2 separate regions of the Homo sapiens genome follow, and region 1 is linked to region 2. Evidence: read pairs that join two places in POLR2A ChIA-PET (ENCODE). Cell type or tissue: OCI-LY7. All regions are shown on one strand. Links, peaks and the distances in the headings refer to the core of each region. The heading gives the core; the rest is flanking DNA.

What was found. Peaks named below come from ENCODE experiments on the same cell type or tissue, not always from the same donor. Only the 100,000 strongest peaks of a DNase experiment are listed, where the experiment ranks them.
Region 1: POLR2A ChIA-PET joins it to region 2 with 10 read pairs; 2 of 35 experiments call an interaction of 5 or more read pairs at or near these places.

Annotation. Positions count from the first base shown.
Region 1 is chr9:75,664,090-75,680,281 of GRCh38, forward strand. It overlaps the pseudogene LOC124902351. Among named protein-coding and RNA genes, the nearest start is that of PCSK5, 220 kb to the right of the region's middle. In OCI-LY7, for the core only: no CTCF peak of the experiment used is centred there; a DNase peak (open chromatin) is centred at 7,452; H3K4me3 peaks cover 717 bases; H3K27ac peaks cover 1,014 bases.
Region 2 is chr9:75,603,662-75,619,853 of GRCh38, forward strand. No RefSeq gene overlaps it. Among named protein-coding and RNA genes, the nearest start is that of PCSK5, 280 kb to the right of the region's middle. In OCI-LY7, for the core only: no CTCF peak of the experiment used is centred there; DNase peaks (open chromatin) are centred at 9,240 and 11,800; H3K4me3 peaks cover 2,626 bases; H3K27ac peaks cover 5,465 bases.

The sequences.
Region 1 (16,192 bases), core at 3,813-11,812, 60 kb after region 2:
CAAATCAACTGATGCAGCAAATTTCATTGTTGTCTTATTTTAAAAAATTTCCACAGCCTCTCTAATCTTTGGCGACCACCACCCTGATCAGTCAACGACCATCAGCATAGAGGCAAGACCCTCTACAGCAAAAAGATTATGACTCACTGGAGGCTTAGATAACTGTTAGCACTTTTTAGCAATATTTTGAAATTAATGTGTGTACATGGTTTTTAAAGACATAACACTATTGCACACTTAATAGACTACAGCATGGTGTAAACATAACTTTTTTATGCACCAGGAAACCAAAGAAACTTGTGTGACTCACTGTATTGTGAGATTTTCACATTATTTCAGTGGTCTGGAACTGAACCCACTCTATCTAGGAAGTATGTCTGTATATATTTTTCTCATAAAACTCATAACTTAAGAATGGAATAATTTGTTGGGACTTCAGAAATTCCTTTTTAAATATCCAAGGTGATATTTAAAAAGTGATATCATTTGAAAAACTGTGAAGTGGAGTTATAAATAGGGAGAAAAGCAGATTCCCATGACTGTACTTGTTAAACAAAGTTTTATGTTATCAACTTTCTGAGTTACTTAATATATGCTATTTTATTCATTATCAAAAATTCATTTGAGAAAAAAGAGCTAGTTTTCAGCCCTGAGCACCCCCAGGGAGAGTCTGTGTTATGTATGTTGGCACTAAGCCCAGACATATCACAGTACCTGGACTATGGCTGATGTTTAGTAAATATTTGAGCTTACGGAATTACCTAGAGAGCTTCTCTATTTCACTTTTAGCATCTCCTTCTCTGCTTTCATCCATCCAAAATCTTTATTCTCCAAGTCACTTCAAGTATTGCCTTGTGTGGCCTCGTCTGCGGCATAACCCCTTCGATGGCAAGATGTTTTATAATGGGGGTTTACGGCATTTCACTGAGGGTTGTATGCTGTGAAATGCATGGTAGCAAGATCATTTTTTAGGAATGGCTGGAATTTACAAATTTTTCAAACTGTCTCTCCAAAGAGCTCTATTAGGTCAGTTTTATTCAGTGCTAGTGTCATTATTTTGGGAAAAACTCTTGGGTCCTTCCTGGTTCTGCTCCTAGAAGCTGACTTTAGAGCTCCCCGGAGAGCATAGTGGGTGAAGGAAGGGAGTAAATAATGGAGCTACCAACAGTAGAGCCCCAACAATCAGCACAAAAATCCCAGTAAGTATCCTGTTATTCAGTTCTGCTGATTTAGCCATGGGCAATGCAGAGGGCTGTGGGATGCCCTAAAGCCCAAGGTTATGGAACCTTAATCAATCTATTAAATTTAGATGCCCATAAGCCTGAAGGACAGGCTTTCTTCTTAAAAATCTTCTATTTCCCATGAGGAGAATTCTATAAATAGGTTTTTTCTAGTTGGAAAATATGCCGAAGGTAGTGGAGAGCAGGTTACAGTGAGAGACCAAGATAGGATTTGTCAGCTGCCACCTTTACTCTCTGCATCAGTTCATAAATGTGACCTTCATGAGCCCTCAACAAATGAGAGAGCCCTGGAGAGTGGTAAGTTTCTTAGGGGACGCCTACATCTCTAGCAATGGAACAAAAGCACCATCATTTTCTTCACTGGAGAAACAAGTGGATTGCCTTAAATTTTTGAAAGTTATTTTACTTTTGTTTATTCAGGAAAACACACTACACTTTTGACACTTACTTCTAGAGAAATTCTATTTAAATGAACAGGAGGAAATCAGAGAGTTTAATAGAAAAAGATCAGCTTTGGTTTTAAAAGTGAATTGAAGCAAGCAAAAACAGCAAAGAAGCATGCTGTCATCATGAGGAGTTAGACTGCTAGAAGTAAAAAATAGTCTTGTGTTTGCACAGATCTCCATAATGTGCTTTGTACTGACTGTATGAGGCCGGCTTCAACGTGTTCTCATTTTTCTTCTCACTCATAAACCCGTGATTTCTAGTCCTTCACATAAAGACTAGAAGAGTGTATCTGAGCCCGACTCAGGGAGCAATTCTTTGGAAGCAGAACTGGCGTGTTTAAGACACAAAATGCGACTTTAGAGACCAAACTGCCCTGCCTCCCTGAAATTCAGTCTCCTCATCCATGAAATAAAGGGTCCGACAGAGTCTTTAGGTTCCCTTTCAATTCTAAACCTAATGATGACAGCACTGTAGCTATTAGCCTAACTTCCCCAGTTCACTTTTTAAGTGTCTTCTTTTTTATTTATTCATTGGAGCATATTGTAAAGAACATGGGCTTTGAGGTCAATAAACCTGGGTTTGAATCCCCATTTGGCTCTTTCCTAGCTCTGTGACCATTGACAAGTTACTTAACCTTTCTGAGATTCGAATTGCCTCCCCTGAAAAATGGTGATATGGTATCAGTGATGTGGTGAGGACTGGGTGAAATAAGCTATATACTTGCTACTGTGACTGTATCACTGTCCATTTTAAAATAAATAGTAGGATTATTACCATTCACCAAATATTGGTTGGGTGCTCCAAGCTGGCCCCACGGGTTGTAAAGATAAACATGTCCAGTCCCTTTCTAAAGAAGCTCACAGTCTTTTGGGGAGATAAATATATTAATAATTTACACACTGTAGTGTATTTAATACTACAGTGACAGCATGTTCCTTACTGATTTTGCCATTTTCCCTTTTCCATATAAATTATGTGTTATCCTTAATTTTTTATCACTGGTCCTAGGTGGGTTTTTTCACCTGTTTCTTTTCCACTTAGTACTACATGTGCCAAGGTATTTATTTTTTTTCCTAGTTGGGACTACCTAAATTCTCATTTCTTTACTTTCATTATTCAGATCTCTTATTTGTAAATTTTAGAGCCTCGCTAACTCAATTACTGATTTCTGGGAGAGTCATCTGCCCAGACAATTCCAGTTGTTCTGAATAGCATCTGAACCTTTCCGTGTGCTATCGCTAAGCAGTGGCTTTCTTGGCCCCTCAATTGCATCAGGTTTCCATGACAACATGAGTTTCCACTGATAGTTTTAACTTCCGTAGCTCTGAATTCCCAGTTGTTTTTCTCCCCACTTTCTCCATTACTATACTTCAATCCCATATTTTACTGAGCGGTACTCTGTAATTTTCTCTGTATGGCTTTAAATCTAAGTGTTTTAAATATGCAGGTGAAGTTTTTTTAAAACACGAAATGAATTTTATCTAGTATGGGTCATTTAGATTCTTGAGAACTGTAGTTACAAGGACGGGAGAGCAGTGATTGAAATTATCTACCGTCAAGCTATGGCAAACCCACCTGGTCACATTCACATCCAAGGATAATTAATGGGTGTGCCACATGTTCATTAAAATTATGACTCATCTTATCACTTACCACGTAACCAGGAACAAACCTCTATTTTCACTACTTTATGACTTTTCTATAAAAGGATTCTTGTGGAATGAAAAGCCCAGAGCGTTTCTCAGCTCAAAAACATTTTTTTCTTACTCTTTTTCTAACCTGTATTATCGGTTTTTAATTCTTATTCTGGGAAGTTAGAAATCATATTAATGGTTTTCCCAGTGGATCCTACGTGAATTCTGAGGTATTTTTGCCTTTGGGGGGTTTTTCACACGTACTTTGTAAAACTTGGACCTGAAGATATAGTGCAAACTCCAGAATCAAAAGATCAATTACATCACTTTGGAGGATGAGTGGTGGAAACCAACAACTGAAAGAAAAAAAGAAAGCAGTGGGCCTTGGGACATGCACATTGTCAAAAAAAAAAAAAAAAAAATGCAAGGGACTCAACTGAATCCTTTCGAATGACACAAAAAAAGACAAGTGAAAAGCTGGAGTAGAGGAGGCTGAAGAACTAAACCAAGACAGAAAAAAAAAGAAGAGTCAGCAGGAGGTTCTCTTAGGCACAACATCTGCTTTCTATTGCTTTCATTTCAATTAAGGAATCATGCTCTCTAGCTTTAGGGTATCAGCCACATAAGACCCTTCTCTCTCATCTGTCCCCATTCCAGGTATCTACCATATTTCTCCATCTCTCTTCCTCTATAGCCATCATGCCTCTTGAGCTTCTCACCCCCTTACTGCTATATTGCTCCCATTGCCCCTTACCTTTCCGTAATGATTCAGCCATTCTCTGATCTTCCTCTGTAAATCAGATAGCACTTATAGCACTTAATACAGTGCCTGGCACAGAGTAAGGTGTCAAAAAGTTTGGCTACCATTTTTCATCCCTCTAGCCTGACTTCAAAAACATTTATTTTATCATATTTCCCACATAATTGTAACTCCTCATGAGTTCCTATCTCCAAACATAAATTCCTTGGCTGGATATCTGAGGCTCACTTTTAACTGGCCTCGACGTAAATTTTCAAGATCACCTCTCAGCATTGTTGTCTCTGACCCCATCAGGCTGACAAATGGCTTTTGTTTAGGTCTCATGCATCCCTGCTCCTGCATCTTTAGCTAACTAGCACTTATATAACACTGGCTAACATTTATGCTTCATCTCTTTTGTTTCTCATACCAATACTATACAATTTATATTATGATTTTTCATTTTACAGATTAAGAAACTAAAGCTTAGGGAGGTTGAGCAATTTATTTAAAATGACAACTAGGATATGGCTTAGCCAGAACTTGACCCAGATTTATCCAAGTCCAAAACTCTAAATGGTCACCAGGACTTCATTCTTTTCTCTAAGCACCACCAACTGAAAAATCCTCCCTACTCGCAGTCTCACCTTTTCTCATAAGTGTCTCTTGACAAGTCGCAGAGACCTCAGTCTTTCTCTAACTCTTAATCATTTGAAGCCACAATCTTCTACTGTCTTGGCATTTTTTTCATGTTGGATGGTTTGTTGTCCCTATTGTCATCCCCTCGATCATTTATTTCACTTGTCTATGACAAAGATTGGTGTGTCTTTATTTTAATTATCAGAGTATCTAGTTTAGCACTTTGGGTGTAGAAGTTTACAAGAGGTAAAATGAATGAATGATTAGTATTGGAAGCATTGAGCTTTCAGCTGTATCTTTATTTTTCCTTTGAACACTTGGAAAAGATGTTTCTGCCAAACTCAGTGACTAAATATGAGGAGATAAATGTTAAGGGGCTGAACCAAACCTTCTTAAATCTTAACCTTGGGAATTCTGGCAAGAAACATCTGCCCTGGCTAAATGTGCTGCACATGACCAGATTCTCCAAATTATAGAGCAGTATGTGACAAAAGAAACTAGAGAAAAGGTCTATGGGGTTCTGGCTTCATGTTCCCAGGACTGTTAACAAGGAATTCCTGTTGGAAGTAAAAAGGACACATCCGGCAGGCAAAAGCATCAACAGCTTTGCAGATCTCAGCTGAGAACTGAGCAGAGGCTCCAGGAATAACTGTGGACTATGAGTTAAAAAGCAAACCGCTCAAGCATGGGCTTTGTTTCCTACCTGCATGAATTGAACCTCTCTAAAGTCTTACCTCTGTGTAAACACTGTATCTAAGATATGCTAAAAAAATATAGCCTGTAAGATAAGAGATTGTATATGGTGTTGGAAACCGCTGCATTGTCAGCACCAGAAAGCAAATTCAAACTTGTGGCATGAAATTAATGCATTTGTTACTCTTCATTTGTATTAAAGAGAATTTAATACAAATAGCAAAATTGAAGAGCTAACTTTCACACCTGCCACCCAAGCAGGGCTTTCTAGTTTTTGGTTGGTTGAATTTGGTCCCCCAGTATTCCAGAGCAGACTGGGAGTGACTGATTGCAAGCTGCTGTTAACAAGGCTCAGTGCTGTTATTGTCCTCAAGGGACAGAAGGGATTCTCTCTGGACTTCCAACTACCAGGCCAGGAGTGACCGTTAAAGAAAGAAGAGATGAGGCCAAGAGGAAGCATTAAATCATGTTGGGTCACGCCCCTTTAAGAGTGCAGGTACTGACTTGAGATGATTAACTGCACTGGCTATCAGTTTAAGTGGATTCAACCAGACAGGAAAAGAGAATTTGAATGGGACCACTTAAATGGTCAAGAATTCAAGAGCTGCTATATGAATTTTAAACAGAACTTGAATGCTTCGGATCCACAGAGTATTGCTTTGCTTTCTATTGATGCTGCCTCGGTCCTATGGAAGACAAAGTGGTAGCTTTAGTTAAACTGCACGTGTTCTAGTCCCTGAAAAGTTGAGTTTTATCTTTGTATCACAAACTGCTGTGAACGAGAGTCAGAAAATCCATCTTGCTTTTGTAGTTACAAATCGAGAAAAAGGCTTGATTGCACACCTCATCGGGGAAGATATTTATTATACCTACTGCCCCTAATCCTCGTGTAATGCTTCCTGTTCTCTGCTTTTTAATTTTTTTCCTTTGGTAAGCTAACATCAAATTCTTCCTGTTATCAGAATGTTTCTTTGTGTATTCTATTTCTAAGGGATCCATAAGTAGTATAGGAAGGAAAATCAGAATATTAATGCTACTTGTTTTATTTTTATTCACTCATAGTATTCCTTTGGGCTGAGCCTTTGCATTTTGTTCTGTTTTTCCCCCTCAAATTCTGAGCTAAATCTCTTAATCTCTTTTGTGCATAAACAGATCTCCAGTGGGAGATTTAACTGCCAACTTGAGAAGGACTAAAACATTTAAAGTTTCAGTACAGCCTCCCAGCTATGAGTAGTCCTAGTGGGTGTATCAAATACTGACCATTTTTGTAGCTTGTATATTGTTTTTTAGGACACTGATTTTAGCTGGTAAAACTGAAAACATAATCATGTTAATTCATTGGCTTTAAACTATATTATGAAGGTTCCGTTGTGACCTATTTATGATTGCAGAAGGCTGCGATAAACTACATTTGAGCTCTTAAAATTGTCATGCTCTGTTCTCACTCACAGGTGGGAATTGAACAATGAGAACACTTGGACACAGGGCGGGGAACACCACACACCGGGGCCTGTTGGGTGGTGTGGGGCTAGGAGAGGGATTGCATTAGGAGAAATACCTAATGTAAATGATGAGTTGATGGGTGCAGCACACCAACATGGCACATGTATACCTATGTAACAAACCTGCACGTTGTGCACATGTACCCTAGAACTTGAAGTATAATAATAAAAAAAGATATTAACATTTTAAAACAAAAAAAATTGTCATGCTCATGGCCTTTTCATCACTGTTGTCATATTTTTATGAGTATTCTCTAAAACTAGTCCTTTCATTATTTATTCTTTATCAAACACAGGAGGAAGTGAAAATATTTTCATCAACATCCATTTTTTTATTCAACCGACTTTTCTAGGGGCCATTTATTTTCTTCTATGCTTTTGGTTGCTCTTCACTTTAACTTTAAACACTGCTGAACTGCAATGAAGGGTTTTCCAGGCTGAGAATCCATAACTCAGAGCCAGTTGTACACATTTCCTAGTCAGGAGACAACTCTGGGAGAGATGAATTGTTCGGCAGAAGGACAATTACCACTGAACAAAGGAAAAGAGGAACTAAAGAGTTGCTATAATGGTGGCATTAGATATTTTTAACAAGCCAAGCTGTCCTAGAGATATAGATCTTCACTGGTATTTCCTGTTGATGATTTATGATATGGCTACATTGAGTGTCCTGTGGCCTCATATGCAGGAGACATTATTTTGATTTTTTTCTTTCATTTTTTGAGCTTCATTTTATTCCACAGAGCACAATCAAAGAAAGCCAGAGAGGTTCCTGATTAATATACCACATTCCATCTGAGCAGGTTCCTTTGGTTGAAGAAGAAGAGGGAAGGGGGACTGTTAAGGTTCGTATGGTAGAACAATAATAAACAACACCAGCACTAAATCATTCTCATCTTTACTGAAATACTATCTTTTACTCCTCAGTATAATTTCTCCTTTTCTATGTTCTTCTTCCCAACTGTTGAAATCAGCGTAAAACTCGACATTAAAATAATTTTTGATTTATCTCTTCAATTGTGCCAGATATTTTCAAATAGATCATAATTTCATTAACATCTCAGCAGCCCTAGGAAATACTTAGAATCATTAAATCCATTACAGAAACTTACACATCACATATTTGGTAACTGACAAAATCAGAATTCAAGCCAGAGCAGTCAGGATTAAAACTCAAAAGTCATATACTTCCCATTACATGATGCTAAAATCTTTCTGAATTTCTCTATATAATATACATTATAACTAAAAAGAAGAATTTCAGTATGCCAATAACTCATCCGGGGTACACTTCCTTTAAAAACTCCAAGCTAAACTAGATGATATTTTTGCACTCTGGAGCTTAGGCTCATTCTTTTTTTAAAAATTGAAGGATTATAGTTAAGCACCAGGATAAGAAAGGGCATTTTAGGACAAAAAGGAAGAGACTGTTTATGTTAACTGATGTAGAAACATTTCATGTTCAATTAGAAGCCTCTATTTAAGCCAAAGGAAAAAAATAGTTATTGTTTTGATGGCCTACTGTGATATTATAAAAGAAATCATTAAATCACATAACTCACAAAGAAAATGGCAACCCTTCACCAGATGGATGGTAGTAGCATATAATCAGGATCCTGAGATCAGGTTTCCCCCTACTTTGGAATAAATTATGGGTCTGACGTTTGTTTTTAGTTTCTTTCTTTTTAAACTTCAAAGATTGTAGTCAGTGGTTTAACAACTAGAGCTTATGAGTTTCATTTTCATTGAGTAAAAGAGAACATTCTAATTTATTTATTGACTCAGTACTAACCACTCCTGTTAGTGTTATATTTGATACTTCAGCTGGATTTTCTAATGTTTCAGTTTAGATTTTCCTAGAAACAGAGTGGAAGCAAGCATTTGAGAGTAAGTAGTTTATTTGGGAGGTGATCCTAGAAAATACCAGTAGGGAAGTGGAAAAGTGAGGCAGGGAGGAAATAAAGCCTATACTACATGTGTTTAGGAAGCCAGTTTCTACAGTAAGCAACTGTAGTGGATATTAGTTCTTACACTTTCCAATGAGATTAGAAATTAAGATTAGGCATTTATAAACGTTTGTAGCAAGTTGATAGTGACATGATATAAAAATAGATTTGTATTGTATTTTGCAAAAACTTTGGTTGGAAACAAACAAAAAAAAACTGGTACCTCAAAACTGGTGAATTTTTGCTTTTCTGGCCTGAGTTTTAGTGAGATATCCAAAAAAGAAAAAAGACATTTCCAAGGCCAATGTCCAGGAGCTTTTCCCCTATGTTCTCTTCTAAGACTTTTATAGTTTTTGGTCATATGTTTAGATATTTTATCCATTTTCAGCAATTTTTGTGTATGGTGTCAGATAATGAATGGTTCCGTTCCATTCGTTTGCAAGTGAAAATCCAGTATTCCCAGCTTTATTTATTTATTTATTTAGAGACAAGGGCTCACTCTCTCACCCATGCTGGAGTGCAGTGGTGTGATCATAGCTCACTGCAACCACAAACTCCTGGGCTCAAGAGATCCTCCTGTCTTAGCCTCCCAAGTTGCTGAGACTACAGGAACACACCACCATGCCCAGCTAAACTTTTTTAAATTTTTGTAGAGATGGGCTCTCACTTAATTGCCCAGCCTGGTCTCAAACTACTGGCCTCAAGCAATCTTCCTGCTTAAACCTCCCTAAGTGCTGAGATTACAGGCCTGAGCCACTGCATCCGTCCCCTAACACCATTTATTGAAGAGAATATTCTTTCTCAATTGTGTCTTCTTAGTGCCCTTGTCAAAAATGAGTTGACTATATATGTTTAAATTTACTTCTGGGCTCTCTATTCTGTCCCATTGGTCTATGTGTCTGTTTCTATGCCAGTAACATACTGTTTTGATTACCATAACTTTGTAATATAATTTAAAATCAAGAAATGTGATGCCTCAAACGTTTTATTTCTCAAAATTATTTTGGCTATTCTGGGTCTTTTATGGCTCCATAGCATTAAAACAAATTTTTTCTATTCCTGTGAAGAATGCCATTGGGATTTGATAGGGATTCTGTTGAATCTGAATATTGCTTTGGGCAGTATGGACATTTTAACAATATTGACTCTTCCAATCTATGAACACAAGTTATTTTTCCGTTTATTTATGTGTGTCTTTTTCAATTCATTTTACCAGTGTTCTATAGTTTTCATTGTATATTTCTTTCACCTTTTTTATTAAACTTATTCCTAGGTATTTTTTGATGCAATTATAAATGGTACTATTTCTTGACTTCTCTTTTGGTTAGGTCATTATGTGCATATAAAAATGTTACTCATTTTTATGTTGATTTTGTATCTTACAACTTTACTGAATTTATTTTTTAGTTCTAACAGTTTTTCATGGGATCTTTGGGGTTTTTAATATATGTAAGATTATGTCATCTGCAGTAGAGGTAATTTTACTTTTTTCTTTCTTATTCGAATACCTTTTATTTATTTTTCTTGTCTGATTGTTCTTGCTAGTACTTCCAATACTATGTTGAATAAAAGTGAGAGTGAACATCCTTGTCTTGGACCAGACTTAGTGAAAAGGCTTTCATTTTTTCCCCATTGATTATAATGTGAGCTGTAGGTTTTTCATAAATGGCCTTTATCGTGTTGAGAAACTTTTCTTCTATATCTAAACTGTTCAGAGTTTTAATCAAAAAAGAACATTAGACTTTGCTGAATGCTTTTTCCACATCAATTGAGATGATCATGTGTCTTTTATCATTCATTCTTTTAATGTGATGTAGTATATTGATTAATTTGCCAATGTTAAACTGGCCTTGCATGCCAGAGATAAATACTACTTGGTCATGATGTAAAATCTTTTTGATGTGTTGTTGGGTTTGGTTTACTAATATTTCATTGAGGATATTTGCACCAATATTCATCAGAGAAATTGGCCTGTAGTTTTCTTATGACACCTTTGTCTGGCTTAGGTATCAAGGTGATGTTAGCCTTATAAAATGTGTTTCAAAGTATCCTCTCTAGCTCTATTTTTTAGAAAAGTTGGTAGGATTCCGCTGTGAAGCCATCGGGTGCTGGGCTTTTCTTTGTTGTGTTTTTACTTGTTCAATCTCTGTTTGCTGTTGGCCAGACTTGGAATTTAAAACAACTGTAATTAATATGCTAAGGGCTCCAATGGATAAAGTAGATAGCATGCAAGAAGGGATAGGCAATGTGAGCAGAGAGATAGATATTTTAAGAAAAAATTGGAAAGAAATGCTATGGTTCAAAAGCATTGTAACAGAAGTGAAGAATGCCTTTGATGGGCTTATTTAGTAAACTGGACATGGTTGAGGACAGAATCTCTGAGCTTGCAGTTACCTTGACAGAAACTTCCAAAACTGAAAAGCAGAGATCCTCTCTCTTTTACTTAAAACACAGAACAGCATATCCATGGAGTGTGGGACAACTATAAAAGGTGTGACATATGTGTAATGAAAATACCAGAAGGAGAAAGAAGAGAGACAAGAATAGAAGTATTTGAAACAATAATGACTGACAATTCTTCCAAATTAGTGCCAGACATCAAACCACAGATCCAGGAAGATCATAGAACTGCGAAGAAGATAAATGCAAAACAAAACAACAAACACAAAAAATCCCACACCTAGGTATATCATATTCAAACTACAGAAAATCAAAGATAAAGAAAAAATCCTGATAGAAACCAGAGGGGGGAAACCCTGCTTTATCTATAAAGGAGCAAAGATGAAAATTACATCCCACTTCTCTTCAGAAATCATGCAAGCAAGAAGACAGTGGGGTGAAATATATTTAAAGTGTTGAGAGAAAAAAAGCAACATCTTAGAATTCTGTATTTCATAAGATTATCTTTCAAAGTGAAGAAATAAGACTTTCTTAGACAAACAAGAATTGAGGAAATTTTTTGCTAGTAAATCTGCCTTACAAGAAATGTTAAAAAGAAGTTCTGTAGAGAGAAATAAAAGTATATATGTCAGAAGCTTGAATAGTCATGAAGACAGGAAGAGCATCAAAGAAGGAACATGTGAAGATAAAATAACTTTTTTATTCTTAATTGAGTTAACATAACAATTTATTTAAAATAATAAGAGCAACAATGTATTTGATTACATGTTCTTACTTATATACGCTTATGATTATATTTGTTTATGTGTAAGTGAAATGAATGACAGCAATGATACCAGGGGTGAGGGGGGTAATGAGGATGATTTCATTACTGTAGGTAAGTACATTGCCCTTAAAGTAGTGTAGTGTTATTTGAAAATATATTTGAATTAGTAGTAAATTTATATTGCAAACTCAAGGGCAGACATTAAAAAGGTGAGAAAACAGAAGTGTAACTGATATGTTAAAAAAAGGAGAGAAGGTCAAGCATGGTGGCTCATGCCTGTAGTCCCAGCACTTTCAGAGGCCTAGGTGGGTGGATTGCTTGAGCCCAGAAGTTCGAGACCAGCTTGGGCAAACCTGGCAAAACCCTGTCTCAACAAAAAAAAATTTAAAATTAGCTGAGCATGATGGTGCACACTTGTAGTTCCAGTTACTCAGGAGGCTGAGGTGAGAATATTGTTTGAACCAGAAGTTCAAGGCTACAGTGAGCCAGATCATACCACTGCACTCCATCCTGGGTGACAGAGCTAGATCCCGTCTCAAAAATTAAAAAAAAAAAAAAATAGAGAAAAAATAATCATATAAAATGCTTACTGAAAACCGCAAAAGGCAGAAAGAGTAGAAGACAAAAATAGGAACAAAAAACAAGGATAGCAAATAGCAAACAGTAACAAATATAGTAGATATTAATCCAACTATATGAATAATCACTGGTCTAGATGCACCAATCAAAAGAGAATGCCAGAGTGGATCAAAAAACAAGAGCCAAGTGTATGTTGCCCACGAGACACACAGAATAAAAGTAAAAGATTTAATCCTTTTGGGGTTCATAAGCGTGATGACTGGGTTTTTGACACTCATGTGTGAGATGCACTTCTCTCAAACCTTTTTGCAATGTTGGCATACTATCATACCTGCTTGATGTGGAAAAAAAAGTAAAGGATTTGAGAAAGATATACCATGCTAACACTAATAAAAAGAAAGGGACAGTAGCCATATTAATTTGAGGCACAGCCAATTTTATAACAAGTAAAATTATCAGGAATAAATGGGGTATTGCATAGTAATATAGGGGGTTAATTCTGTAAGATAATGTAACAATCCTTAATGAATATACATCCAACAACAGAACATGAAAATACATGAGTCAAAAACTGATAGATTTCAAAGAGAAATAGATTAATTCGCTATTACGTTTAGAGACTTCAACATGACTCTGTTAAAAATGAATAGATCAAGCAGGTAAAGTACTACTAAGGTCGTAGCTGAATTCAACAACTGGATGTTAATCAACTGGATATAACTTACATCTATAGACTTCTTCATCCCACAACAGCCAGTTACACATTTTCCTCAAGTTTACATGAAACATTTACCAAGATAGACCAAATTTTTAGCCATAAAACACACTTTAACAAATTTAAAATAATAGAAATTATACAGTGTCTGCTCTCAGACCACAAGAGAAATAAACTAGAAATAAATTTCTTTTTTTTCCAGAAAGACAGCTGGAAAATCCCCCCAAATACTTGGAGATTAAATAATACATGTATAAATAATACATGAGTCAAAGAAGAAATTTTAAGATACATTTTTAAAATTTTTAAGCTGAATGAAAATGAAAACAAAACATTAAAAATTTCTGAGATGCAGTGAAAATAGTGCTTAGAGGGAAAGTTATAGCATCAAACGTATATACTAGAAAAGAAGAACGATCTAACATCAGTACTCTATGCTTTTACCTTAGGAAACTATAAAGAAAAGAGCAAATTAAATTCAAGGTAAGCATAAAAAAGAAATGCTAAAACTTAGAACAGAAATTAATAAAATTATAAATAGAAAATTAATAGAGAAAGCCAACAGGACCAAAACCTGGTTTATTGAAAATATCAATAAAATTAATAAGCCTCTATCCAGGCTAACTAAGAAAAAAAGAGAGAGGATACAGATTAAGAGAAAGAAAAGAGAGACTATCACTATGGATTCCATGACATTGAAAGGAAAATAAAAGAATATTATGAACAACTGTATGCCCACAAATTTGATAACCTATTAGATGAAATGCAACAATTCCTCGATAGACAAAATCTGCCAAAACTCACACGAAAAGAAATAGATTATCTGAATAGACATATATCTATTAAAGAAATTAAATCAATAATTAATAATCTTTCAAAACAGAGACCACTGGGTCTAGATGGGTTCACTGGTAAATTCTACCAAACCTTTAAAGGAGAAATTATACCAATCTACAATCTCCTTCAGAAGATAGAAGAAGAAGGAATACTTTCTAACCCATTCTATGAGGCCAACATTGCCCTAATAAGAACAAAAAAGAAAAAGACATCAAAATAAAACTACACACCAATATCTCTCATGAAAATAAATGCAAAGATTCTCAACATAATATTATCAAGTAGAATCCAAAGATGTATTTTAAAAATTATAAACCACTACCAAGTGGGATTTATTCCAGGTATGCAAGCCTGGTAAAACATTTGAAAATCAGTTAATGTAAGCCATTGTATCAATAGGCTAAAGAAGAAAAAAAATGTGATTATATCAATAGATGCAGAAAAAGCATTTATCAAAATCTAACATCTATTACTGATGATAAAAAAATTTCAGCAAACTAGGAATAACGGGGAACTTCCATAACTTGATTAAAAACACTTAGAAAACATACAGCTAACATTATACTTAATTATAAGAAACTTCAAGCTTTTTCAGTAAGACCAGCAACAAGGCAAGGATGTCTCCTCTCACACTCCTTTTCAATATCGTACTAGAAGTTCTAGCTGATACAATAAGACAAGAAAAGGAAATAAAATATATGCAGATGGGGAAGGAAGAAATAAAACTGTCTCTGTTTACAGATGACATGATTATTTATTTGGAAAATTAAAAACTAATTCAAAACTCTCTTGGAACTGATAAGTGATTATAGAAAGTTTGCAGGATATAAAGTTAATATACAAAAGTCAATCAGTTTTCTACATACCAGTAATGAATAAGTGAAATTTGAAATTAAAAGCACAATAATATTTACATTAGCACCCCCGAAGTTAAATACTTAGATATAAATCTATTACAGTATGTACAAAATCTACATGAGAAACTAAAAAATTTGATGAAAAAAGTCCAAGAAGAACTAATTAAATGGAGAGATATTTCATATTCATGAATAGGAAGGCTGATATCATCCAGATGTCAATACTTGTCAACTCGATGTATAGGTTCAATGCAATCTTAATGAAAATCCCAGCACATTAATTTGTACATGTAAACAAACTGTAAAGTTTACATGGAAAGGAAAAAAAATCCAGAATAGCCAACACAGCATTGAAGGAGAAGAGCAGAGTTGGATAACTAGTACTACCTGCCTTCAAGACTTATTATTATATAAAGTTACAATAATCAAGAGAGTGTGGTATTGGCAAAAGAAAAGGTCAATGGAACTGAATAGAGAGCCCAGAAATAGACCCATGTAAATGCATTCAACTTATCTTTGACAAAAAAGCAAAGAAAATATAACGGAGAAAAAAAATTCTGTCAGCAAATGGTGCTGTAATAGATGGGCACATGAGAGAAGGAAAGGAAAGAGGCGAGGAAAGGGGAGGGGAGGGCAGGGGAGAGGAGGGAACAGTCTAGGCACAGACTTTACACACTTCCTAAAAATTAACTCAATTGGATCCCAGACCTAAATGTAAAACACAAAACTATAAAATCCCTAGGAGATAACATAGAAGAAATTCCAGATAACTTTGGGGTGGGCAATGGCTTTTTACATATGACACCAAAGACACTATCTATGAAAGAAATAATTGATAAGCTGAGCATGATTAAAATGAAAAATCCCTGCTCTACAAAGGACACTTTCAAGAGAATGAAAAGACAAATTATGAACTGGGAGAAAATATCTGATAAAGAACTGTTATCCAAAATATGCAAAGAACTTTTAAGACCTAACAATAAGAAAACAAACAACTCAATTAAAAAAGGGACCAAGGACCTCAACAGATACCTCCCCAAAGAAGACATACAGATGTAAAATAAGCATATGAAAAGATGTTTTGCATTATGTCATCAGGGAAATGAAAATTAAAACAACAGTGAGATACTACTACACACTGATTAGAACGGCAAAAATCCAGAACACTAACACCACCAAATTGTGGTGAGGTTGTGA
Region 2 (16,192 bases), core at 4,548-12,547:
GATGATTCTGCTCAGAGAGTTTCATAGCCGTATTTTGAAAAGCACTCTTCTGATCCAAACTTTTTATTTCATAGATAAGAAAGCTGAGGTGTAAAGAATGTAAGTTACTTACCTGAAGTGAAATATTACTGAGAAATATTTGAAACATGTGTCCCTGGAGAGAATTCCATGAATCATTTAATTTTCCTTTACGTCTCTGCGATGAGAGATTGAATCCTTCAGCAATCATATCCTTAAAACCAATGATATGAGATCTAGTGTGTGAATATATTTTGGATTTTCTTCTGGATTACAAAATATTATTGCCAGGGCTTTGCTTAAGTTCAGAAAAATTTACTGAGAGACAGAGTGTGATTTAGTAAGAAAACAGCTCTACAACCTTCTTGAAAATAGTACATTTGCTTTTGTACATGGTGAAATGTAATGAACAACACTCCTCAACTTGTACTTTCTAACTTCACTGATAGAAAAGATTTCTTTCTCACCTGCCTATCCCCATGCTTTGCAGTTGGAAACGGGTTGTGTCTTTGTGGAGGAGCCAGCATGGTGAGTGTTTTCCCCACCCTTTCTGGATCACAGGTCCCTTTGGGAATCTGATGAAGGCTCTGAAGCCTCTTAGGTGGAGGAGATGGAGGAACACAGGTAGGTCATGTGGCAGCTAAGCAGGAGGACCCAGGATCAGGGACACCATAGACAGGGGACAGTTGGGAAGGTCCATAGAGGACCAGCTATAGCTCCAGGAAGCACTCCACAAGCATGCGTCAAAGCTCTGTAAGGGCACTCCTGCTGACTGAGGCTTTTGATCTCGGGGAGCTCGGATCCACCCCATCAAAGCTAAGCCTAGGTCTAATTTACAGATGAGGAAACTGAATTTCTGGGATGACAAAGACCTGCCTGTAGCCAGTTCTTAGCTTAGTCCTGCAGCCAGTACCTAGCTCATGACTTTAACCCTTAACCCAAGCCTGCTGGACTTCATCACTATCCTGTGCTCTCTTCACTGTTTGATCTAAAACTGAATGTAAGAGAATGATATTGGTAGCACATCAGCTAGTGAGCATTATAGGCAGGGAAACATCTCAAGGTCCTCAGTATTTGATCACTTATTCACAGGACCATTTTAAAGGGCTTGTACGTGTCGTAATGACAGTTTATGAGGCCATTTCCCCTTTTTGTTGCTTCTCTAAAAACTGGAAGTGCTACCAATGCCATAAAAATACAATGAGTTAATCTTCCTCCAAAAGTAGTAAAAGAAAGGGGAAATGACCAGTGTATACCATTTAAAATAAGCAGACAATTCTAAAGATAATACCCTGATTTTCATTTACAACTTTCTTATGCTCATCTTCAGTACTCCAGAGTGGACATTTGTAATTTATTGATCCCAGATCAGAGCACCCAGTCCTTGTCCTGAAGAGACCTGTTATCTCCTATCACACCCTTTGGGGTTTGAGACCAGATGGATGACCTGGAACTGACTTCTGTAATCCTTCTTCAGAGCTCCAGAGAGCGAAAACATGTGAATGCCAAGAAAATAAACAGATGGAGTGTGTGAATTACTTTTATAATTAAATTACATATTGATATGTAGATGTGTACAGTCCAACAAAAATTTTAAAATTGGACAAATTTCTAAACAGTCAACACATAATCATTATATTTTTTAAGTTGTCAAAATAATCACATTCATCAATAATTATTGGTCTCTTTCTGCTGAATCTGCTTCTCAGTGGCATTGAGTATGTCTTTCCCTCTGCTTTGAATTCTCTTTCCTTCTTTCTTCATCTGCAAAACTCTCAGTTAATCTTCAAGACTCAGGTTCAAGATTCAGCTACTATGACTTCCCTAGCATGATGTACGTAACTTCATTAAAACACACAACTTATTGTAGTACAGTATTGGTTTTCCTGTTTGTCTCCCTATGGGATTATGAGGACTCTCCACTCATCCATGTTCCCACCACCTAGTGTGGTGCCCTGCATGCTGTTGATACTCAGCACTGCTAGACAATAGAATTAGTGAATGTTACCTTCTTGTCACTGGATCTACCAGCCTCAAGTTCAATTTCCTACATTCCCTGATAATTCTGGCATCATGCTTCACTTCCCTTCCTCATCTCTTACTATCATCCTGAGAAACTTCCATGTGGTTAATATCCAACATCCTTGATTTAAAGTCAGGGATTTTCATTCTGATTCTACTTTATGAATTCATCCCTATAATTCAAGAATGGCTCTTGTCAATTCACCAAAGTGAATTTTACTTCCAAAATAGTAAATTCCACTGTGCTGTTCCATAACCTAAATTTCATATCCTTTCAATCCCACTAAACCAGATTTCAAGTATGTTAGGACTTCCAGTCCATTCCTCTGACATTATTGAACTACTCTTGGACATGATTCCTTCTTCATCTTCTTCAAATTTTTATGAAGGGTCATTTCATTTCTCACTTGCAACATCATCTCCTATTACCTTCTACTAATCCTATCCAAGAAATCTCCACTCTAAACCCTACAATATAATTTCATCATTCTTATATCTGGACTACTTGATAATGCTGGAGAAAATAACCTAGTCTTTCAAATTATTGCCAATATGAATGTATGTAATCTAATGTGCATCAGTGCTGCTCGTTTTTAGAATGGGCAGTTGACTTTTGAAGTCTTCACTATTATTTTCTAGTTAACTTCTTGTTTCAGGCACCTCTTACACATCATGCCAGTACCTCTTGGCTTGCCCTCTGTCGTGGGTCCCCAGCTTTGCCCCAGCCACCACTGCAACCATCTGCTCTTAGTTTCACCCACCATCTTCTCATGGACTCAGTAGCTCACCTCCCACCCTGGGGCTTCCCTGGGAACCTGCTAGGCACTGAGGTGTTAGCAAACTAGTAGTGCGGGGGAGTGGACACTCTCTGGGACAAACCATTAACCAATGGAGATAGGAGCTGCTAGAAAAATGATTTCCTTTTCATTCTCACTCCCTTCCAGGATGGTCCTGCGATATTTCATACAGCCTTCTGCAGATGGACCTCTGATGTCACATAATCAGTTATACTTGATAGCAAACACAACTATCTCAGTAACGTGCCTTCTCATCCTTGTTCTTGGACTATTCTTGGACATGATTCCCTGTCTTGCTTCCCTTTTTTCTCTCTTCTGCTTTCTTGGAATTGTGGGAATTCCTCCTCTCTCACCCTCAAACACACATGATAAAGCACTAATTTTCTATTACTTCATTGTGTGTGTGTGTGTGAGGGTGGGTGAGGAGGAATTCTTAGCAATCCAGGTTAAGACACTTCCTGTGTTCCACTAACCTCACTGCAAAGAGACAACTTGCTTTCTATTTTATAAAGAGAACAGAGGTTACTAGATGTGAAAATATTCAACTCTCTTGCTCTACATATGTAAACTTACTGTTTCTGTGTTTGTCCCCAGTCTCAGAGAAGAGGTATCACTTCCTAGCATTTTGGTTGGTTTTATTTTGCTATTTTTTTTTTTGAGATGGAGTCTTGCTCTGTCGCCCAGGGTGGAGTGCAGTGGTATGATCTTGGCTCATGGCAAACTGCCTCCTGGGTTCAAGTGATTCTCCTGCCTCAGCCTCCTGAGTAACTGGGGTTGCAGGCGTGTGCCACCACACATGGCTAATTTTCACATTTTTAGTAGAGAAAGGGTTTCACCATATTGGCCAGGCTGGTCTCGAACACCTGGCCTCAAGTGATCTGCTTGCCTCAGCCTCCCAAAGTCCTAGGATTACGGGCATGAGCCACAGTGCCCGGCCTTTTTACTATGTTTTGGAGGCTATCCTCTCTCTTCCTTCAAAACCCATTCGTTATTAGTTCCTCTTTTCTTTAATTTCATTGTCTTCTTTATTATAGATCATGTCCCATAGGTTATAAATATACACATATTTCCTACATTAAAAAAGAAAAAACTCCTCTAAAACTATATTCTTCTTCTACTATGACCTTCTCTTTATAGCCAAGTTTCTTAAGGGCCATTAACAGTCTTTCCTCCCACCCCCCTTATCATCCTTGAACACACTCTTCACTTCATGTAATGTGGTTTCTGACCGACCTCGCTGCTTACATTAAGCTGTTCAAGCAAAGGCTGCCAATCATTTCATCATTACCAACTCTTAATAGGCAGTTTTCATATTGATGTCCATAAGCTTCTTGACACTTTGCAACACCATTTTCTTCCTTAAACTCTTTCCTCCTTTGATTCCAGGATTCTACTCTCTGCAGAATCCCAAACCCAATTTCTGACTGGTCTTTTTCAAAAGATTCCTTTGCTGTTATATTTTCCTCTGTCCACCTTTAAAGAAGAGATTTTTGAAAGATTTCCATCACCCTACCCTCACTGTCCCTCACTCTACATACTTTTCCTATGGGATCACATCCACTGCCATGATTCTAACTAATGCCAATATTTTGATGGTTCTCAAATCTCTCTCTAACCTAAATGTGTATCACAATACAAGGCTTACATGTCCATCAGCATAATGGGTATCTTCATCTGGCAAATCAACGAAATATGGCAAAAGTCTCATGAATGTATTATGTTCCTTCTAACCACAATGCTCTTCTCTGCCATTTTCACCAGTCAAACTCCTTTTCTCCCTTCAAAATTCACTTTAATGTCATCTTATTTAAACCTTTTCTGATTCCTTGGGTGGAGTTGATCCCTCTGTCTTTTCAGCCCCACTCTGGTGAACTTCTTCTAACAAACTTTCAGTGGTAACTTACTTATGCCTAGCCCCAGAGAAAGAGAGATGAACTCATCCTAGAGCAGCTCACACACCAGCCAAGAAGTCACTTCAGAGGTACGAGTTCCTCTAGTAAAGGAGATATGCAAGAGATTCTGGGAAGACCATCATTTTCAAAGTTGTTTGTGGACCCTGGGGAAGTCCTTAAGACCCTCTTAAGGGGTCTGCAAACACAAAAGTACTTTCATAATAGTATCAAAACATTATTAATCTTTTCACCATATTGAAATTTGCACTGATGATGCAAAAGCAATACTGGATAAAACTTGGCACCTTATAATCAATCAACGCAATTATCAATCAAGCTAGTAGTAGTTGGATTTTTCATTGCCACCCACTCACTGTAAAAGAAAATGTCAGTTTCACTTTAGAGTATCCTTGGTGAAACAGTAAACATTATTAATTTTAAATCTCAAGCCTTGAGTGTAAGTCTTTTTAATAGTCTGTAGCAAAATGAGAAGTACACATCAAATAATTCTGCTGCATATTGAAGTATGGTGGTTATCTTGAGGAAAGGCACTTGTTTGAGTTGTAACCTAGACCAGCCACTTTTTGTGAAATGCCATTTTTACTTGAATGACTGATAAGCAAACAATGGTTATTTAGACTTAAATATTTGGCAAATATTTCTTAAGAATGAGTGAGAGAGCCTGTCCCTTCAAGGAAAACAACTCACTGTGTTTGTCGCCAGTGATAAAATTCAAGCTTTCAAGTGGAAATTGGCATTTTAGAAACACATCCACCTGTAAGTTTGACAGAGTCCTAATGTTTAAGGCCTTTTAAAACGAAATTGATGGTGATGTTAACAATGTGATGTTTTTTTCTATTATATAATGAAATGTGCCAACATTTGGAAGATATGCATAACTCAGTGAACCAATACTTTCCAAGTGACCAATGCATGATGTTAGAAAATCATGCACGGGTAACAGATCCTTTCAGAGTGGAAGATGATCCAGTTAAAATTCATCAAAATGGTTTCAGATTTGACATTGCAACTAACCTGTAAAAAAATTACAACTTGGCAAGTTTTGATGCAGTATTAAAGAAGAATATCCACAGTTATCTGAAAAGGCTATTAAAATTCTACTCCCTTTTCCAAATACATATCTGTGAGAGGCCAGATTTTCTTCATATACTTCAACTAAAACAACATATCTACAGCAGATTGACTGTAGCAGCAGATATGAGAAACCAGCTGTCTTCTTTTATGCCAGACATTAAAAAGATTTGCAAAAGTACAAAACAACTCCACTCTTCTCATTAACTTTTTTGTTTTAGAAAATACAATTTGTTAGAAAGTAATTTTCAAAAGAAAAGTAAAATCATGACTCTCATACAGATGTAAAAATAAACATGGGCTAATGACTTTATTCAACTCATTAATCAATGAGGGAATTAGGCAGATATTACAAACAGTTCAAATAAGAAGCTAAACTGAAATTTATATGGAGTAAAGGTAGATTAAAATAAATTGTAAATAGGGGCAAAGAGGGTTTTCCAATCTAGTCTTTATCAGACAAAATTTGCATGTCTAATAGCCAGCTACAGTTTACAGTTATAAAACAGCTCAAAGAAAAGAAAGACTAGACATTGGTAACCCAGAAGGAATGTCCTCTAAACAATGCATAGTTTCCCATTGAAACAAATATTTTCAAAAAGTTAATTTTTATTACAAAATGATAGTTATGTTAATGGGAAATGGGTTTGTTACTATTTTATAATAACACAATAAATCAATATTTTAAACCTTTTTTACTTTTAATTTCTAATATGGTAAATATAAATAGATATATTCCAGACAAACAAGAACTCTTTGGAAGCCTCCATAATTTTTAAGACTATAAAGGGGGTTCTGTGACTAAAAAGTTTGAGAACCACTGTAGTAAGTATTCAACAGATTAATTAATCCTCACCAAGCCTGCTCACTGGATGAGAAATTCCTCCATGATCAATCGATCCTGTAGTCTGATCTAACTTCTCCCAGAGAGAACTGGGTGTGTTGCTTTCCCCTGGCCTTCTTCCAGGATACTGCTGTACTGAGTCCATGTGGATCACACAAGGCTAACCAAATCCATCATTCCTTACATCTCTATTAAGGCCACTAGCTAAAAAGTATGCTGCTCTGGCCATCTCTCTTTCAACTCAACTTCTCTCTAATTTCCTTATCCTAATTTATTCCATTGCATGCTTGATCTGTGACAAATGGCTTTTTCCACTTCCTTGACCTCATCATTAAATGTTTCTTTCATCTCCTGTCTATGCTGAAACCTGGTCCTCCCCTGAGTGCTGCTTTCCTGGAAGCTTTATTGAGAGGCAGCTGACCAATCTCCACGTACTTTAGAGTCAGGGGGTAGAGTGGGCACACTCCCGTTCCCTGGTATTGCTTTTAGACCATTACCCCACCTGCTTACGCCCCAAAACAAGTTCCTTTGAAGTTCATATCATCCATCTTCTACCCTCATTGTCATCAACCACCTACCCTTCATTCGTTCCAAGCTACTGAAGATTAGGCATCAGTCATTCTGATCTGTTATCATTCTGGATGAAAAACACTTTCCAATTTTGACCTTTTGAACTCTAATGACTTCCACTCCATTTCTGTGATCATACCCTAGAATTTGTGCTCCTGGGGAACTACTTCCCTCCATCCAAACCTCACGCTTCCTAGTCACAGTTCCATATTCGTCCCCTTCTCTCTGTTATTCTCACCACATCTGCTCTTCAGTCTCTTTGTGATCTCCACTCGCTTGTTCCTTCAAGTGTCATCTCCACATCATCTTCTTTCCCATCATGACCCTGAGGCAAATTTTTGGGGTCACTCTCTTGCTAAAGTCTTCAAGTCCTCAGTGTCTTTTTTTCCCAGCTCCTCTGCCTGGTGAACTCCTAACTTTACAATTCTCTGAATGTTTGCCACTTCTGCTCCCACTTCCATGGCTCTGAGGGCTACACATGGAGCTTGACACTATACAAAATGTTTTCTAATTTTATACAGTCTTTAAAGATGCCTTCAATCATACTATGCCTGTGTCAACTCTCCAATTTTTCCCATATCCTTCAACCCTCACCTCTACTATCTCCTTCTCCTGTGTATCAAGAATGCATCTGCCTCCTTCTTTAGTGGGATGAAAGGATGCTATCATGTGAGCTCTCTCAATTTTCTGACACTCCTACCCACAACTACATCACATGTAACTTTGCTTCCTCCTGTCTGGTCACAGTGGGAGGGTCAGAAAGTGTCCTTTCTAAGGCTGATCCCTATCCCCGGAAGATGGATCAAACAGGAGCTGTGCTGTGGGTTGAAGGAGGGAGCCAACCTGCAGTGACCCCACAGGGAAGGGCTCAGGGAATCAATACCTCAATCTCACTTATCTTCTGTCTTCCTTTGTCTCTTGCTGATGCTTCCCATTAACTGAGCCCAATTGGAAGCCAGAGGGCAAGGGAGCCCACTGATACAATTCATAACAGTTTCATCTCCCAGGATACAAGGCAGAGAGAAGAAGGCAGAGAGTGCATCTAGAAAGCAGAAAGAAAACATCCACCACATCCTCCTTCTTTAGAGCTAGGGACTGAGAATGATCTTCTACATTTTGCAAGCTAATGAGATTTGATCCCCAAGGCACAGAGTTCTAACTAATTAATGTGTAGGGGGCAGGAGGAGTGGAGAGGAGTGGACTAGGCCTCTTCTTCCGTATTCTTCTGTACATCAGGTCCTCTAGCTGGAAAAGAACTCAGCACTCTCTCAACAGTGCCTGTAAAAGGAAAGGCAACACCCTTACACCTTCTCTCTTGCTGTCTGCCCAAATAGCACCTGTTATCAGGCATTCTCTAGCTTGGTCACATGGCCTTTTTTCCTTAATCAATTGTCAGTCTATAAAGACACTTCTTCTCCCCTACATGAAGCAGTATTCTAAAGGACTTCACCTGTGATTCAGAAGGCTCAAGCAGCACTTAGGTCAATGATTAGTACTTACCTCAGAGCCTTTTGTGAGACCAGCTGCCTCCAGTCACCTATGGTGGAGAGCTGGATTGAAGGTCTGAGGAGCTCAGAGAGGTAAGATGAAGACATTTGTCATTTTTTTTTCTATATAGCCAACTTAACTTCTCCTAGCTCTTCTTTGCTTGAGATAACATCTGGAGGCCCCATTTATTGCAGCAAGAGATTGCTTTTGATTTTAAACATGTATACTTCTGTCATAAAAATTAATTTATATCCAATCACTGTGTGTAAGAAATTAAACAAAAAGGTTTTCCAAGCCCTAAGCCTTGTTACAAATAAATATGTGCAAGCTAGGTTGACACTGTGTTTTAAAAATACTGTAATACGATGGGGAAGATGAATATCTGCTCTTCTGATTTAGATTTGAGGTTAGATCGGGTATGTTTGTACCAGAGTCAGCCAGTCTGAATTGCAAGCAAATCACCTTCGGTGAGATCAGATCATAACGGAAAATGAAGTCACCCAGCCAAAAAGAGTTGAGTCTTACAAAAGACTTCCTTGGTGCTCCTGTTTATATAGGCAAATTACTCACTGTGATGGCTCCTAGGCCACTGCACTGGCTGAGCCTTTGCCTGCTATTTTTGAGCCAACCATTTATCACAACTAGAGCTTTATTAAAAAGTACTCTCCACTCTTCAGAGAACAAATATGAAAATGTGGTTTCTGAAGATATCAGAACCATTTATTTTTGAAGTTGGCAGCACTGGCTGTGAACACACTGCTCTGGGATGGATCTCTTCTGTTGAAAGAGGAGTTATATATTTTTCAGAACAAGCTTTTCTCCTTTCATCCACATGAAACAATGAAATATTAAATATGGTATGAAAAAATTAAAGCATTTTGAAAGGGAAAGAAAAAGAAAATCACACCCCTGATTGGAAACCACTGCGGGAAGCCTCTCTGATAATAGGGAAGAGAAAGTTGTTGGGACCAGGGCTCTCTAATCATTCCATCTGTCCCCTGGCTTCCCTGCAGAGCTGGCTGCCCTGCTCTGGGTGACAGCACTAGCTGCTTCCCCTGTAAGGGTGATGGGAGCAGATGGAGCATCTTTGGGGTGGCTGTCCAAGTCTGACCAGGACTTTCTCATAGAACGCTAGGAAAACTAGTTGAGAAGTGAGAAAATCAGCCAGTTAGCTAGTTAGCTGCTTGGGATGAGAGACGGGTTGGAATTAGAAAGACTTGAAATCGCCTCTGAAATCCATTTTCCTTCTGTTTTCTTTTCTTTTCTTTTTTTCTTTTTTTTTTTTTTTTTTTTGAGACAGGGTCTCACTCTGTCACTCAGGCTCACTGCAGCCTTGACCTCCCAGTCTCAAGTGATCCTCCCACCTCAGCCTTTTGAGTACCTGGGACTACAGGCACATGCCACCGTGCTGCCCGGCTAATTTTTGTATTTTTTTTGTAGAAACAGGGTTTTACCATGTTGCCCAGGCTGGTGAAATCCTTTTTCACATCAAGCAAAATAGAGTTAATAATATCTACTATCCACCTGGAGGGACTGATTTGGATCATTAATGTAAAGCACCTGGCATAGAGCAGGTATTTGTCATAATGACGACAGCAAGCACTTAAGTTGTTCTTGTTATACCAGACACTTTCCCAAGCACTTTGTCTTAACTCATTTAATCCAAAAATGACCATATGACAAAGGCATAATTTTTATCCCCACTAAAGACAAAGAAACTGAGACACAGCAAGGTTAAGTAACTGCTTCAAAACACATACCCTGCTTATAAGAAGGTAATGCAGATGTAGGATTTATACCCAGGTAGTCTGGCCCTGGATCTCAATCTCTAGTCCTGTGCTCTTTAGGATAGAATAGTCTATATGAATTAATGTTAATTATCCCCTACTCATAGTAACAGTCTGGTTTTCTTTCCACAGACATGAAAGGTGGTTTGTCATTGTTCTTTTGGCTTAAACATGACCCTGACGAAATTGAGGGTGCATCTCAGGACTCTGAATTTCTCTTTTGCAGTAAATGACCTTCCTTTTTACTGTCTAAAAAATCCAACACCCTTCTCCTTGATGATATTTAGTTTAAGTCCATCGTATTCCAGCAGAAACCAGCTGACTTCACTGCATTGATGAACAATGGAGAAACAGCTGGTTAATTAGATATTTCTGATTTTCAGTGGATTGTCAGGGATTTGTGAAGACATTTTATCTTATTTTTTTCTTTCTATAACTTTTGGGGTACAAATGGTTTTTGGATACATTAGTGAATTGTCAAGTGGGGAAGTCTGAGATTTTAGTGCACTCATCACCCAAGTAGCAGACATTGTACCCAATATATACTTTTTTATCTCTCACTTTCATCCCACCCTCTTCATCCTTCTGAGTCTCCAGTGTCCATTATACCACTCTATATGCTTTTGTGTACCCATAGCTTAGCTCCCACTTATAACTGAGAAAGTATGGTATTTGGCTTTCCATTTTGAGTTACTTGTGAAGACATTTTAAAGGTAGAGAATCACAGACCATCAAGATGCAATCTAAGATGTCATCAATAAACCTAGGTATCAGTTGCCAAGTAGCAGCCCCTACTGATTGAGGGGCAAAAATTGAATTATTGTCACCTTTGTAGGTGGAAACAAAAAGACACCATGTTAAATCAGGATCTTGGCTTGTCCTGATTTATATATTAGTCTTGCTCTACATAAATTGATGTGTTTTTTAAACATGACTTGGCAGTCATCATCCAACATTTAGGAGTGATCGAATGAACTGAAGGCTGCATGAAAAATTAATTTTGTAAATATATTAGAATTTAAATTTCTAAAGAAATGTACTATTTTGTAAAATCACTTTGTGAAATGGGGGCTTCTCCTGTGAAGAAATATGTTCTAGTTAGCGTAACTATTCAATACATTCAAATTTGGTATGTGAGGTTTCTTAAAAAGAATTACATGTATATCAATCAGCAACAGTGAAACGGCATAATCCTGAGTCTTTGAAGGGCACTGGAGTTTGAGAATGATGTTCTCATGGGTGTCACATTTCATTTTTCCTGCGGTATCTACCTGTGAGTTGTTGGCAGTAATCCAACTGTAATCAGACACCATCTGTGATTGCTTTTCTGTTTAACATCAAAACTTCACTGAATATAAATACCTCCCTTCCTTCCATCACCACCCCTCTCTCTGCTTCCTCCTCCCTAACAGACTTCGGATTTGTTCTCTAGTCAGTTTATTCCTACCCAAGAGGTCCACAGGTTACAATGTAAGAGCAAGTTGCGTTTTCCAAGTGTCTGTGTGTAAATTGTACGATCGTGTATCAGTAGATATATGAGTATGACCTAAAGCATAAAGAAGTTAAATTCTTGAGCTAGGTTTATCATGAGTTCAGTCTGATAGCAATTTTATGTTTCTAGTTACAGCTGATATTGCAAACATAAGAAAAGCACTAAAACCACACAGGCACAATGGCATTTGAGGGGTTGTGTGGATGATGTCTACCCACATATGTTTCAGTTGTCAGAAGATTCTGTCTTTATCTATGGTGATGATTCGATATTACATGCTCTTGTAGTGCCATATTTACATAAAGAAAGGAATGAAATGAGATGGGGTTGGGACTTTAGCAGAATGGCTCCAGAGCAGGAAAGATTGGAATTGATCTACTGGACTTGAAACTCATTTTAGCTCTAAGAATATATGCATTTTGCATTCGACCCTTAAAAAGATATGTTTAAATTATTCCCCATGACAAATATATTTCCTTTTCTTTAAATGTTTAATCAGCACAAGTTTCCTGTTCAGCTAAGGTATAGCAGCACATCTGTGTAAAGGGAAAAAATATTGCTGGTGTAGAGAGGTGATTCCTTTGCCCTTCTCCTGGCAGGAAGGCAGTCAATATGCAGGTTACTATATTTAGTCACCTCTATTTTCTGAGCACAAGCTGAGTTAAATCAGAGAGTTCACTCAAAACAGAATAAAATAGAAAGCAAGAACTGAGAGGATTAGAGGAATCCTTAACTATAAAGGAAGTATACAGTCTTTGTGGGTGTGGGGAGAACCAGTAGAAAAACAGAGGGAGCTGCCATGCCAGGAAAAGGGGTTTTTGAGGGACCCAGGCAGTAGAGAAGGGGCTTGGATTAGGGCACATGAGGGAAAAAGTATACATAGATGTGGAAATGACCAGCAGATACATGGGAAGATGGAAAGATAGAGGAAGTAGAGATTTGGGAATCATCTGCAATAAAGAGACAGTGCTGCATTAATGAGTTCTATTGGGTAATATCCTAAATCATATTTAGCATCTTATCAGGTTGTTCTAAATAGATTAATTTACCTTTGAAAAAAGGAATAACGTACATTTCAGTTCAAGATAGACTGAACACAATCAACTCCTTCCCTCTAGAGGATATATTAAAATGATAATACAAGCTTTTTCAAGAGTGGAAAGAGAATAAGAAGGGAAACTGCAGTAGATGAGAGACTGCAAGAGATTTCCAGAAGATGAAATGTGGTTGGAGGCATGGAGACAAATGAAATAGAGCGGAAAAGCACAGGATGTGCTGTGAGGGTCTGGAATGGGGAAAGGCATCCACCTGCCTGGAGGGGCTAAGTGTGTGGAACCACAGGAATGATAAAAGAGGACTGAACAGAAGAGGTCAAAAGGGGAGCATGGAATAAAGGGCTGTGCCCAGCAGCCTTGTTTGCTCCCTGACCCAGGCAGAGTTTCATGCAGCCTGGCCATTGATTCCAGGATCCTTCTCTAGAGATAATCCAGGAAAAGCCATGCCCTCTTTTGAAACTCTTTTGACCCCTCAGAAGAAGACATTCCTCTTTCTGGCATTCAACCTATAGCCCACTGCCCATAAAGCTGATCTTTCAAACTGTCTGACCCTCCTACACAGATCTTACAGGTTGACTCCCCTGCCAAGGAGGGGACTACTGAGGAAAAATAAAAATTTCCTACTGAACAGAGGAGGAAGCAGACACACTCATCACTAATATGACTCATCCAGGGAGGATCAAACACATGTGGAAAACAAATACTATGAAAGAAAAGGACCACAGTTATCAGAGAAAATAGACATAATTCAGAAAATAGAAGAGGACTTTTAAAGAAATCCTTTGGTACCCTCAACAAGATTCGAGAAGCTATTATATCCATAAAATAGAATCAAATCGCTGTGAAATAGGGACAAAGAACCAGTTGGCATGCCTAAAAATTGTATGAAGTATAATTGCTATAAATGCAGAGGATCTACAAAACATAGAGAAAAATAGGAAGAGAACATAAAAATGAAATAAATATGAAGCATAGAGGCTTAATTCAAAAATATTTATCTTCTGACTAGGAAGGGTTTAAGAACAACAGGTCTTAATGAAAAGAAGTGTGTGCTAGGGCTGGCATAACAAAGTACCACAATCTGAGTGGCTTAAACAGTAAAAATTTATCGTCTCACCGTTCTGGGGTTGCTGGAAGTCAGAGGTCAAGATGTCAGTAGGGTTGGCTCCTTCTGAGGGCTCTGAGGAAGAATTGCTCTATGCCTCTCTCCTGGCTCTGTTGGCTTTCCAGCAGTCTTTGGTGTTCCTTGGCTTGCAGAAGTATCACCCCATCTCTGCCTTCATCTTCTTGTGGCATTCTTTGTGTTTACATGTCTGTTTTATGTCAACATTTCCTTCTTTAGTAAGAACAAAATGTTTTTGGATTAGGACCCACCTTAATAATCCATCTTAACTTGATCATCTGCAAAGACTCTATTTCCAAATAAGGTCACATTTGCAGGTACTGGGAGTTAAAACTTCAACATGTTTTTTTGGAGGTGGGTACAATTCAATCCATAGCAGGATGGAAATTTCTTTAAAAGCTAATAGAAAAAATATCCCAAAGATAAAGATAGGCACAAGGATTTGAAATGCAAAGAGATACTGAGGGGCAAATGAGACGAATAAAAAAGATTCCTGTCTAGAGACATCTTCATGGAATTTAAAAACAAGAAGTTTAAAGAATATTCCTCAAGCTTCTAGAAAGGATAAACTGGTTGACTTCAAAGAATGAGAATCAGACCATCACGAGACTTCTTAGCAACATCAATGGATGTTAGAAGAAAAGTTTTCAAAGTACTGAAGGAAAAGCATCTTCAAGCTAGAATCCTTTTGCTTTTTTTTTTTTTAAATGCGGTATAACACATGGGGTAAGATGCATAAATCTTAATTGTACAGCCTGATGAATATATATCTGTGTCACCACCAACCTCATCAAGATATAGACTATTTCCATCATTCCAGAAACTTCCCTAATGCTCCTTTCCAGTCAATACCCATCACTCCCCACCATTCAGGTAATCAAAATTCTGACTTTTATCACAGTTGATTTTCTTTTTCTGTTTCTGAAATTTAATTTAATCATATAGTATATACTTCTTATGTCTTGATTTCAAAATTTACTATAATAGTTTTAATGTTTATCCAAGTTGTTAAATGGATCAGAAGTTCATTCATTTACTGAGCAGTATTCTATTACATTATTATAGCATGATTCATTTATTCATTTTCCTATTGATGGACATTGGGTTGTTTCTACTTTGAAGCTGTTAGGAAATAATTAAATAGTCCTCAATAACAATGTTGCACAAGATTTTGAGAAATACTAATTATATCTTTTGATTATATACCTAGAATTGGAATTGCTGTGTCATAGGTAGGTTTGTGTTAAAATGTATGAGAAATTGCTACATGGTATTTCAGTTTCACCCTTTCATCAGCAATGTATTCTGAAGTTTCACGGGATCTACATTTTCTCCAGTATCTGGTATTATCAATCTTTTCTTTTAAAAATCTTTTATTTTAGCTTCGGGGGGTACATATGAAGGTTTGTTATACAGATAAAATTGTGTCATGGGAGTTTGGTGTACAGATTATTTCATCATCCAGGTACTAAGCATAGTATCTAATAGTAATTTGTTCTGATTCTCTCCCTCCTCCCACCCTTTACCCTCAAATAGGGACCTCCCACCTGGGAGGGAGGCTGTACCCTGCAAAGCCACAGGGGCAGAGCTGCCCAAGACCATGGGAACCCAGCTCTTGCATCAGCATGACCTGGATGTGAGATCTGGAGTCAAAGCAGATAATTTTAGAGCTTTAAAATTTGACTGTCCCACTGGATTTCAGACTTGCATGGGCCCTGTAACCCCTTTGTTTTGGCCAATGTCTCTCATTTGGAATGGCTGTATATACATAACACCTGTACCCTGATTGTATCTAGGAAGTAGCTAGCTTGCTTTTGATTTGACAGGCTCATAGGCGGAAGGGACTTGCTTGTCTCAGATAAGACTTTGGACTATGGACTTTTGGGTTAATTCTGAAATGAGTTAAAACTTTGGGGGACTGTTGGGAAGGCATGATTGGTTTTGAAATGTGAGGACGTGAGATTTGGAGGGGCCAGGGGAGGAATGATACGGTTTGGCCATGTCCCCACCCA